2 separate regions of the Homo sapiens genome follow, and region 2 is linked to region 1. Evidence: read pairs that join two places in POLR2A ChIA-PET (ENCODE). Cell type or tissue: GM12878. All regions are shown on one strand. Each heading gives the region's core, and the rest is flanking DNA. Links, peaks and the distances in the headings are about the cores only. Region 1 overlaps SMIM14 (small integral membrane protein 14). Region 2 has its middle 95 kb from the start of UBE2K.

What was found. ChIA-PET counts read pairs that join two places held together with the same protein. Peaks named below come from ENCODE experiments on the same cell type or tissue, not always from the same donor. Only the 100,000 strongest peaks of a DNase experiment are listed, where the experiment ranks them.
Region 2: POLR2A ChIA-PET joins it to region 1 with 6 read pairs; 4 of 35 experiments call an interaction of 5 or more read pairs at or near these places.

The regions. Positions count from the first base shown.
Region 1 is chr4:39,628,669-39,634,046 of GRCh38, reverse strand. All of the region lies in intron 1 of SMIM14 (small integral membrane protein 14), which reads left to right. Among named protein-coding and RNA genes, the nearest start is that of SMIM14, 7.5 kb to the left of the region's middle. In GM12878, for the core only: no CTCF peak of the experiment used is centred there; a DNase peak (open chromatin) is centred at 2,191; H3K4me3 peaks cover 560 bases; H3K27ac peaks cover 1,918 bases.
Region 2 is chr4:39,790,237-39,795,614 of GRCh38, reverse strand. No RefSeq gene overlaps it. Among named protein-coding and RNA genes, the nearest start is that of UBE2K, 95 kb to the right of the region's middle. In GM12878, for the core only: no CTCF peak of the experiment used is centred there; a DNase peak (open chromatin) is centred at 3,355.

The DNA of each region.
Region 1 (5,378 bases), core at 102-5,101:
TGAGGCAGGAGAATCACTTGAACTCGGAAGGTGGAGGTTGCAGTGAGCCATTGTGCCACTGCACTCCAGCCTTGCGACAGAGCGAGACTCCGTCTCAAAACAATAAACAAACAAAAAACATTCTGCAAAGACTCCTAGGTCTTGCATTGTTGTATTGAGTGCTGAGAGCCTACCAGGCTTCAAGTAAATTTGTAGCATTTTCTTCTTCCTTTTGTATTACCTGCTCATTCCCCACACCCAAAACCTATTACTTTGTATTCGTTGATACAATCATCAGAGTTCTTCCTACATTTTCTCCTTTGATTTGTGTTTTACTATTTGAATTTAGTGGCGTGATCATGGCTCACTGCAGCCTCAACCTTCTGGGCTCATGCGATTCTCCCACCTCTGCCTCCTGAGTAGCTAGGACCACAGGTCCATACTACCACACTAATTTTTTTTTGTTTGTTTTCTGTAGAGACAGGCTCAGGTTGGTATGGAATTCCTGGGCTCAAATGATCCTTCTGCCTTGACCTCCCAAAGTGCTGGGATTACAGGCATGAACCACTGCATCCAAAGATATTTTAAATAAACAGATTTATTTGAAGTTTTCCTTTAATATTGGGCATGAATGTAGTTTCCAGTTTTTCACAATTATAAATAATATTATGGTGAACCATGGCCTTAAATAGTTAACCTAAAAACTGAATAATTACAGCAGCCAGTCTAATTACAAATAGAAGCTATATTAAAGACTTCTTAATTTTTTTTTTTGAAACAGAGTCTCACTTTGTTGCCCAGACTGGAGTGCAGTGGGGTGATCTCGGCTCACTGTAACCTCTGCCTCCCGGGTTCAAGCAATTCTCCTGCCTCAGCCTCCTGAGTAGCTGGGATTACAGACGTGCGCCACCATGCCCAGCTAATTTTTGTATATTTAGTAGAGACAGAGTTTCACCATGTTGGCCAGGCTGGTCTCGAACTCCTGACCTTAGGTGATCCACCTGTCTGGGCCTCCCAAAGTGCTAGGATTACAGGCGTGAGCCACTGCACCCAGCTGAGACTTCTTAAATTATTTTAATCATAATTCAACAAGTATATATAGCATATATATATATATACATACTTGCATATGCTTAGAAAATGTTACATGAAGTTTTAAAATATTTTTTTAATTTATTTATTTTTGGTATTTTTTGAATTCTAAAATCTTCCTGAGACATAAAGGTTTTTCTTTTTCTTTTGTGTGTGTGTGTGTGTGTGTGTGTGTGTGTGTGTGTGTGTGTGTGTGTGTGACGGGAGTCTCACTCTGTCATCCAAGTTGAAGTGCAGTGGGGCGATCTCGGCTCATTGCAGCCTCCACCTCCCAGGCTCAAGCTACCAACCCACCTCAGCCTCCCTAGTAGCTGAGACCACGCCTGGCTAATTTTTGTATTTTTTGTAGAGTTGGGGTTTTGCAATGTTGCCCAGGCTGGTCTCGAACTCCTGAGCTCATGCAGTCCACCTGGCTTCGCCTCCCAAAGTGCTGGGATTACAGGTGTGAGCCATTGCACCTGGTCAGACATGAAGGTTTTTTTTTTTTTTTTTTTTTTGAGACGGAGTCTCGCTCTGTCAGTAGGCTGGAGTGCAGTGGCCCGATCTCTGCTCACTGCAACCTCTGCCTCCCGGGTTCAAGTGATTCTCCAGCCTCAGCCTCCTGAGTAGCTGAGATTACAGGCGCGTGCCACCATGCCCAGCTAATTTTTGTATTTTTAGTAGAGACGGGGTTTCACCATGTTGACCAGGATGGTCTTGATCTCTTGACCGCCTGCCTTGGCCTCCCAAAGTGCTGGGATTACAGGCATGAGTCACCGTGCCCAGCTGACGTGAAGATTTTTAATAGAAGCTATCTCTGAGGAGAGGAAAGTACCTGCATTTTTCCATTTTTTTTTAACTTTTGGTATTTAAATTTTAAATTATAAATGCATATTTTATTTTTAAAGAATTAACTCTTTGGAAAAGTACATTTTTCTAAACTAAACCAATTTTTAGGTGTATAGTAGGGCTTACATATGTATTTGATAACATTTACGACCTCTGTTCTTTTGTTTTGGAGAAAGTTACCTTCTTATTGCTTATTTTCATATTGAATTTTCATTTCCTTTTTTTTTTTTTAAATTTAGGCCAAAGCACAGATGTGTCTCAGCTTTGTAAAAATACAGAATGACAGAATGAAGCTGGTTTATGCCTGACTGCACTCATTGACAAGTATTACAAGTGCAGAGCTTTCAAAATTTAATAGCTAATAAAAGTATTTCAAATTGAATTAGGGATGCAGTAAGCATCTTCCTGGTATATGCACCAGACTTAGAAGTCAGTGTTCTGGCTGCTATCATCTTTTATCTTTTAACATATTTATTTTTTTTTTTTTTTGAGACGGAGTCTCGCTCTGTGGCCCAGGCTAGAGTGCAGTGGCGCAATGTCGGCTCACTGCAAGCTCCGCTTCCCGGGTTCATGCCATTCTCCTGCCTCAGCCTCCCGAGTAGCTGGGACTACAGGTACCTGCCACCATGCCCGGCTAATTTTTTTGTATTTTTAGTAGAGACGGAGTTTCACCATGTTAGCCAGGATGGTCTCGATCTCCTGACCTCGTGATCCGCCCGCCTTGGCCTCCCAAAGTGCTGGGATTATAGGCATGAGCCACTGCACCCGGCCACAACATAGTTTTTAAAAACAAGTTTGCTCTTTTTTTTTTTTTTTGAGATGGAGTCTCACTCTGTCACCCGGGCTAGAGTGCAGTGGCACGATCTCAGCTCACTGCAACCTCCACCTCCCGAGTTCAAGCGATTCTTGTGCCTCAACTTCCTGAGTAGTTGGGATTACAGGCACCTGCCACCATGCCCGGCTAATTTTTGTATTTTTAATAGGGACGGGGTTTCACTCTGTTGGCCAGGCTGGTGTCGAACTCCTGACCTCAAGTGATCTGCCCACCTCAGCCTCCCAAAGTCCTGGGATTACAGCTACCATGCCCTGGCAAAAACAAGTTTGCTTTTTATACAATATATATTTTGCTGCTTTGTTACTCTTGGGAAAGGTAATGTAGAAGAAACTGACTTGCTTGAAATTTTGAACAGACTTTTAAAATCTGTTTGTTTATTTTATTTGTTAATCCTTGCTTGCTTGCTTGCTTTTCTTTCTTTCCTTCTTTCTTTTTTTTTTTTTTTGACAGGGTTTTGCTCTTGTTGCCCATGCTGGAGTGCAGTGGCACAGAGCATAGTCTCGGCTCACTGCAACCTCCACCTCCTGGGTTCAAGCAATTCTCCTGCCTCAGCCTCCCAAGTAGCTGGGACTACAGGCACCCACCACCATGCTCAGCTAATTTTTGTATTTTTAGTAGAGATGGGGTTTCACCATATTGGCCAGGCTGGTCTTGAGCTCCAGGCCTCAGGTGATTCGCCTGCCTTGGCTTCCCAAAGTGCTGGGATTACAGGTGTGAGCCACCGCGCCTGGCCCAATAATTGCTTTCTTTATCACAGTAGTTCTAAGCATTTTTCCCAGTATGACTAATGATGTTTATGCGCATCTTTGTGCACATGTCATCTCAGCTATGATATGGAAGAAAGAGGCTGTGAGTTACTTAGTTTGGAGAGCAGTAGCCATAGTCCGCTTCTTTCATTTTTATTTTAATTAGAAACAGGGTCTCTGTCACACAGGTTGGAGTGCAGTGGTGTGATCATAGCTCACGGTAGCCTTGAACTCCTGGGCTCAAGTTATCCTCCCTTCTCAGCCTTCTGAGTAGCTGGGACTACTACATAAGAAGGCACATGCTAGCATGCCTGGCTAATTATTAAAGTTTTTTGTAGAGACGGTTTCACCACCTTGGCAGGCTGGTCTCAAACTCCTAGGCTCAAGCAATTCTTCTGCCTCAGCCTGTCAGAATTGGTTTTACAGGTGTGAGCCACTGCGCTCAGCACTCTGCTTCTTTCTGCTCAGAGAAATCATATAGACAAGCATGTGAATGAAATATTAAGGAAAAGTCTTGATTCTGTTGTAATTTATTTAGATAACATTCATCTTTAACAAACTGGTACCATTGCTTGTAATATACCTCTCAAGTTTAGAACACACCAGTATTTTGTAATACAGCTGTTAAAAACTGCTTTCTGGCCAGGTATGGTGGCTCATGCCTGTAATCCCAGCAATTTGGAAGGCTGAGGTGGGGAGATCACCTGAGCCCAGGAGTTCAAGACCTACCTGGGCAACACATCGAGACCCCCTCTCTCTACAAAAAAGTAAAAAAATTGGCTGAGTGTGATGGCATGCACCTGTGGGCTCAGCTGCTCCGGAGCCTGAGGTGGGAGGATTGCTTGAGCTGGGGAGGCTGAGGCTGCAGGGAGCTGTGATCACGCCACTGCACTCCAGCCTGGGCAACAGAGACCCTATCTCAAAACAAAAACCTACTGCTTGCTTAACATTTATAAGCGAAGCCATTGTGGTGGCACACACCTGTAGTCCTAGCTGCTTGGGGGGTTGAGGTGGGAAGATGGCTTGAGCTCAGGAGGTCAAGGATGCAGTGAGCCATGATTACACCACTGCACTACAGCCTGGGCAATAGAGACCCTGTCTCCAAAAAAAAAAAAAATCATTTATAAGTTACTTGTATGCACTATTATGTGGGATCAACATAGTATGGAATATATATATATATGTATCTTTTTTTTTTTTTTTTTTGAGACAGAGTCTTGCTTTGTCACCCAGGCTGGAGTGCAGTGGCACGATCTCGGCTTGCTGCAACCTCTGCTTCCTGGGTTCAAGCGATTCTCCTGCCTCAGCCTCCCAAGTAGCTGGGATTACAGATGTGCACTACCACGCCCAGCTGATTTTTGTATTTTTAGTAGATATGGGTTTCCACCATGTTAGCCGGGCTGGTCTCGAACTCCTGACCTCAGGTGATCCACCCAGCTTGGCCTCCCAAAGTGCTGGGATTACAGGCCTGGCCTGGAATTTTTATATTTTCTGTTAAATTTTTCTGTTTCTGATTTATGGAAAACATTTTCCTGGTCGGGCACAGTGGCTCACGCCTGTAATCCCAGCACTTTGAGAGGCTGAGGCAGGTGGATCATCTGAAGTAAGGAGTTCGAGACCAGCCTGTCCAACATGGCAAAACTCCGTCTCTACTAACCATATAAAAACTAGCTGGGTGTGATGGCACGCACCTGTAATCCCAGATACTTGGGAGGGTGAGGCAGGAGAATCACTTGGACCCAGGAGGTGGAGGTTGCAGTGAGCTGAGAATGTGCTGCTGCACTCCAGCCTGGGTGACAGAGGGAGACTCCGGCTCAAAAAAAGAAAAAAGAAAAAAAAAAAAAAAGAAAAACATTTTCCTGAGTTTTTGTTTGTTTGTTTGTTTGAGACGGAGTCTC
Region 2 (5,378 bases), core at 304-5,303, 160 kb before region 1:
GGGTCTCACTCTGTTAGCCAGGCTGGAGTGCAGTGGCTCACACCTGTAATCTCAGTAGTTTAGGAGGCTGAGGTGGGAAGACTGCTTGAGGCCAAGAGTTCGAGAGCTCCCTGAGCAACAAAGCAAGAACTCCACTCTACAGAAAAAAAAAAAAAATTAGCCTGGCATGGTAGTGCATGCCTGTAATCCTAGCTACTTGGGAGGCTGAGGTGGGAGGATCCCTTGAGCCTAAGTGATTGAGGTTATGATGAGCTATGATCACGCCATTGCACTCCAGGCTGGGTAACACAGCAAGACTCTATCTCTGAAAAAAAACAAAACAAAACAAAACAAAACAAAGAAAGAAAGAAAGACAAGAAAAAAGTAAAAGTCTTCTATTCATACATGACATGATTGTCAACATTAAAAAATATATATAGCCACCAACTGAAGAGGCTCTAGTGGAAACAGTAGCTTCAGGGAATGGTCATGTTTGAGTTAGAAACTGAATGGATAAAGAGATGTGGTGATAGCCATTCTACTCCAAGCTGTTTTTTGTTTTTGTTTTTGTTTTTTTGAGATGGAGTCTAGCTCTGTCGCCTAGGCTGGAGTGCCGTGGCGTGATCTCGGCTCACTGCAAGCTCCACCTCCTGGGTTCATGCCATTCTCCTGCCTCAGCCTCCCAAGTAGCTGGGACTGTAGGTGCCCGCCACCACGCCCAGCTATTTTTTTTTTTCTTTTGTATTTTTAGTAGAGACGGGGTTTCACTGCGTTAGCCAGGATGGTCTCCATCTCCTGACCTCGTGATCTGCCAGCCTCGGCCTCCCAAAGTGCTGGCATTACAGGCGTGAGCCACCACGCCGGGCCTAATTTTTGTATTTTTAGTAGAGACGGGGTTTCACCTTTTTGGCCAGGCTGATCTGGATCTCCTGACCTTGTGATCCGCCCACCTTGGCCTCCCAAAGTGCTGGGATTACAGCCGTGAGCCACCTCGCCCAACCTACTCCAAGCTGTTTACCCAACAGAAATTAAAGCATGTTTCCATACAAAGAAAAAAAAGTTAAAGTTACATGGAATTTTGCTCATGACTGTTCCTAAGAATTTGGGAATGGAGGAAGGAGGCAGATAGGGGGCCAGTTAGTAAGATTAGATAAAGATTAGGAAATACGCAGGGTGCAGTGGCTCACGCCTGTAATCCCAACACTTTGGGAGGCCAAGGCCGGTGGATTGCTTGAGCTCAGGAGTTTGAAACCAGCCTGAGCAACATAGTGAGACCCCTATCTCTACAAAAACTACAAAAATTAGCCTGTTGTGGTGTGCGCCTGTAGTCACAGCTCCTCAGGAGGCTCAGATGGGAGGATCACTTGAGCCCAGGAAGTGGAGGTTGCAGTGAACTGACATCAAGTCACTGCACTCTAGCCTGGGCAACAGAATGCGGCTCTGTCTCAAAAATTAACGAATGAAAAATTAGCCAGGGATATGTGGTGTGTGCCTGTAGTCCCAGCTACTTGAGGGGGCTGAGATGGGAGGATCACGTGAGCCTGGGGTCGTGGCTACAGTGAGCCCTGATGGTTCCACTGCACTCCCGCCTGAGCAACAGAGTGAGACCTTGTCCACCAGCCCCTCCATCAAAAAAAAAAAAAAGAAAATACAGAGTTTTATGCCAAATAACCGGAAAATACTGAAGTGAGTGACCGAGGTAAATTGAGATGAAAAGCATGATTAGTCCCCTAGGCATTGGTAAAGTGGGTAACATTTTCATAGTGGTCTATCCATATAGATAAGACTATACCCCCTATTCCCTACAAGGAATGCTGTGGGTCTCCCTTAAATCCTGTCAGGACAGAAATAAAGTTGGAGGCCAGGTGCGGTGGCTCACGCCTGTAATCCCAGCACTTTGGGAGGCCGAGGTGGGCAGATCACAAGGTCAGGCGTTCGAGACCATCCTGGCCAAAAAGTTAGCCAGGCGTGGTGGCGGGCGCCTGTAGTCCCAGCTACTTGGGAGGCTGAGGCAGGAGAACCGCTTGAACCCGGCAGATTGCAGCGAGCCAAGATCGCACCACTGCACTCCAGCCTGGGCGACAGAGCAAGACTCCGTCAGGAAAGGAAGGAAGGAAGGAAGGGGAAGGAAGGAAGGAAGGGAAAGGAAGGAAGGAAGGAAGGAAGGAAGGAAGGGTTGGAGAAGAAATTTATAGAATTCCTAACAGTCTTATTTTCTTAAAATTCCTTTTTATAGCATCCTGTTTCTATATGGGCCCAATGACTTCTTTGATGTCAATAACTAGATCTCGGTTCACTGCAACCTCTGCCTCCAGGATTCAAGCGATTCTCCTGTCTCAGCCTCCCGAGCAGCTGAGATTACAGGCGCCCACCACCACACCCAGTAATTTCTTTTGTATTTTCAGTAGAGACAGGGTCTCGCCATGTTGGTCAGGCTGGTCTTGAACTCTTGACCTCGTGATCCGCCCATCTCGGCCTCCCGAAGTGCTGGGATTACAGGCGTGAGCCACGGCGCCCAGCCTAGATTTTTGTTTTAATAATTCTGATCCCTAGATTAAGTTTCATCCAGGTTATTTTTCGTCTTGGTTTCTTTTATGTTGAAGGCTCTTCTAAAAAAAATTTTTTTTTTAATTTTTTTTTTATGAGATAGAGTCTTGCTCTGTCACCCAGGCTGAAGTGATGTGGCAACATCTCACCTCACCACAGCCTCGACTTCCCAGGCTCAAGTGATCCTCCAATCTCAGCCTCCCTAGTAGCTGGGACCACAGGCGCACACCACCACCACACCTGGATAATTTCCTGTATTTTTTGTAGAGATGGGTTTTTGCCATGTTCCCCAGGCTGGTCTTCTCAAAGTTTTAATCTTAGTTCCCCTTATGGTTAAGAGTGAGGCACTAAAAGGCTGATTAAGAGCAGTGTGACTGTAAGATAATCATGCAGGGTGGGAATAATTCCAATTTTCAGTTAATTCTTTTTTTTCTTTTTTTTTTGGGGGGGGGAGACAGGCTCTCATTATGTCATCCAGGCTGGAGTGCAGAGGCCACAATCCTCTGCACACATGGAGTGCTGCCTTGATGTCCCGTGCCCAAGCAGTCCCACCACCTCAGCCTTCCAAGTAGTTGGGACTACAGGTGCACGCCATCACACCTGGCTCTTTTAAAAATTTTTTTCTTGAGAAAAGGTCTCACTATTTTGCCCAGGCTGGTCTTGAACTCCTCAGCTCAAGTGATCTGCCCCCTCGGCCTCCCAAAGTGTTGGGATTACAAGCGTGAACCACTGTGCCCGGCCGGGTAGCAAGAGTTTTGGTTTCAGGAAGTTTGAAACCTGGTTTGGTCAGGTTATGCTTTGTTGAGTTCTGGTGAGTTGTATATTACTATTTCTTCAATTGTAAAAAGACTGTAATAAAAAAAGTACTCAATTTGTTTGAAGGATTCAATGAAATAATATGCCATACTGAAAATGCCATCTGATACATTCAACCACACCAAATCTTCACTTAAACACAAATCCCCATTACTTTCACCTTCATATGAACTTTTTTTTTTTTTAAAGACAGGGTCTTGCTCTGTCGCCCAGGCAGGAGTGCAGTGGCGCCCTCACAGCTCACTGTAGCTTTGACCTCCCAGGCTCAAGCAATCCTCACACCTCAGTCTCCATAGTAGCTGGACTACAGGCGTGGTCCACCATCCTCAGCTAATTTCTAAAATATTTTTAGAGATGAGGTCTCATTATGTTGCCCAGGCTGGTCTCAAATTCTTGGGCTCAAGCAATCCTCCCACCTCAGTCTCCCAAAGTGCTGGGATTATAGGTATAAACCCACCATGTCCAGCCATATGAGTATTTTTGAAGAGAATACTTATATTTGCCATGAGTAGTGTGAACCTTTTATATACATGAATGGTTATATATATATACATATATATGCATATATATGTATATATATGTGTATATATGTGTGTATATATATATGTGTGTGTATATATATATATGTATATATATACTTTTTTTTTTTGAGATAGAGTTTTGCTCTTGTTGCCCAAACTGGAGTGCAGTGGCGCGATCTCTGCTCACTGCAACCTCCGCCTTCCAGGTTCAAGCGATTCTCCTGCCTCAGCCTTCCGAGTAGCTGGGATTACAGGTGCCCGCCACCACGCCAGGCTAATTTTTCGTATTTTTAGTAGAGACGGGGGTTTCACCATGTTGGTCAGGCTGGTCTCGAACTCCAGACCTCAGGTGATCCGCCCGCCTCGGCCTCCCAAAGTGCTGGGATTACAGGCATGAGCCACTGTGCCCGGCCATGAGTGGTAATATTTACTAGTACAACATGATGGGGAAATACTGGCAATAAAGGAAGGTTCTGAAGAGTGCCCTTAAGGAAATAATCTGAAATGCATACAGTGGTTTAAGACGGCATTATTTTTTGTTTTATCAAAGGAATATATACATTTTAAAAGTCAAATATTGCTAAAAATATTATTTTAAAAAACAAAAGCATGACTGCTAAGGGATGTTGGGTTTCTTTTTCAAGTAATGAAAATTTCTAAAGTTGATAGTGGTGATAGATACACAACTTCATGAATATACTAAAAGTCATTGAATTAGACACTTTTTTCTCCAGCTTTATTGAGGTATATAATTGGCAAAAATTATGTATACTGTGTACAATATGTCCCAATGTACTGTATACTGTATTTAAAAAATTTTAATTTTGTAGAGTCTCGCTTTGTTGCCCAGTCTGGTCTTGGACTCCTGGCCTCAACGTATCCTTACACCTCGGCCTCCCAAAGTGCTGAGATTACAGGAATAAGCCACTGTGCCTGGCCTGTATTGTACTTTATTTTTTGAGACAGGCTCTCCCAGGCTGAAGTGCAGTGGTGCGATCGCAGCTTACTGCAGCCTGGACCTCCTGGGCTCAGGTGATCCTTTCACAGCAGCCTCCTGAGTAGCAGGGATTACAGGTGCACACCACCACACCCAGCTAATTTTTGTGTGTATATATATAGATATATAGATATCTATATATATACATATATATTATATATAGATATCTATATATATATATTTTTTTTTGATACAGAGTCTCTCTCTGTCGCCCAGGCTGGAATGCAGTGGCACAATCTCGGCTCACCGCAAGCTCCGCCCCCTAGGTTCACACCATTCTCCTGCCTCAGCCTCCGGAGTAGCTGGGACTACAAGCGCCCGCCACCACACCCGGCTAATTTTTTTGTATTTTTAGTAGAGATGGTGTTTCACTATGTTAGCCAGGATGGTCTCGATCTCCTGACCTCGTGATCCGCCTGCCTCAGCCTCCCAAAGTGCTGGGATTACAGGCGTAAGCCACCGCGCCCTGCCCTACTTTTATTCACTGCATTTAAAACATACTTTTTGAAGGTAGTTGA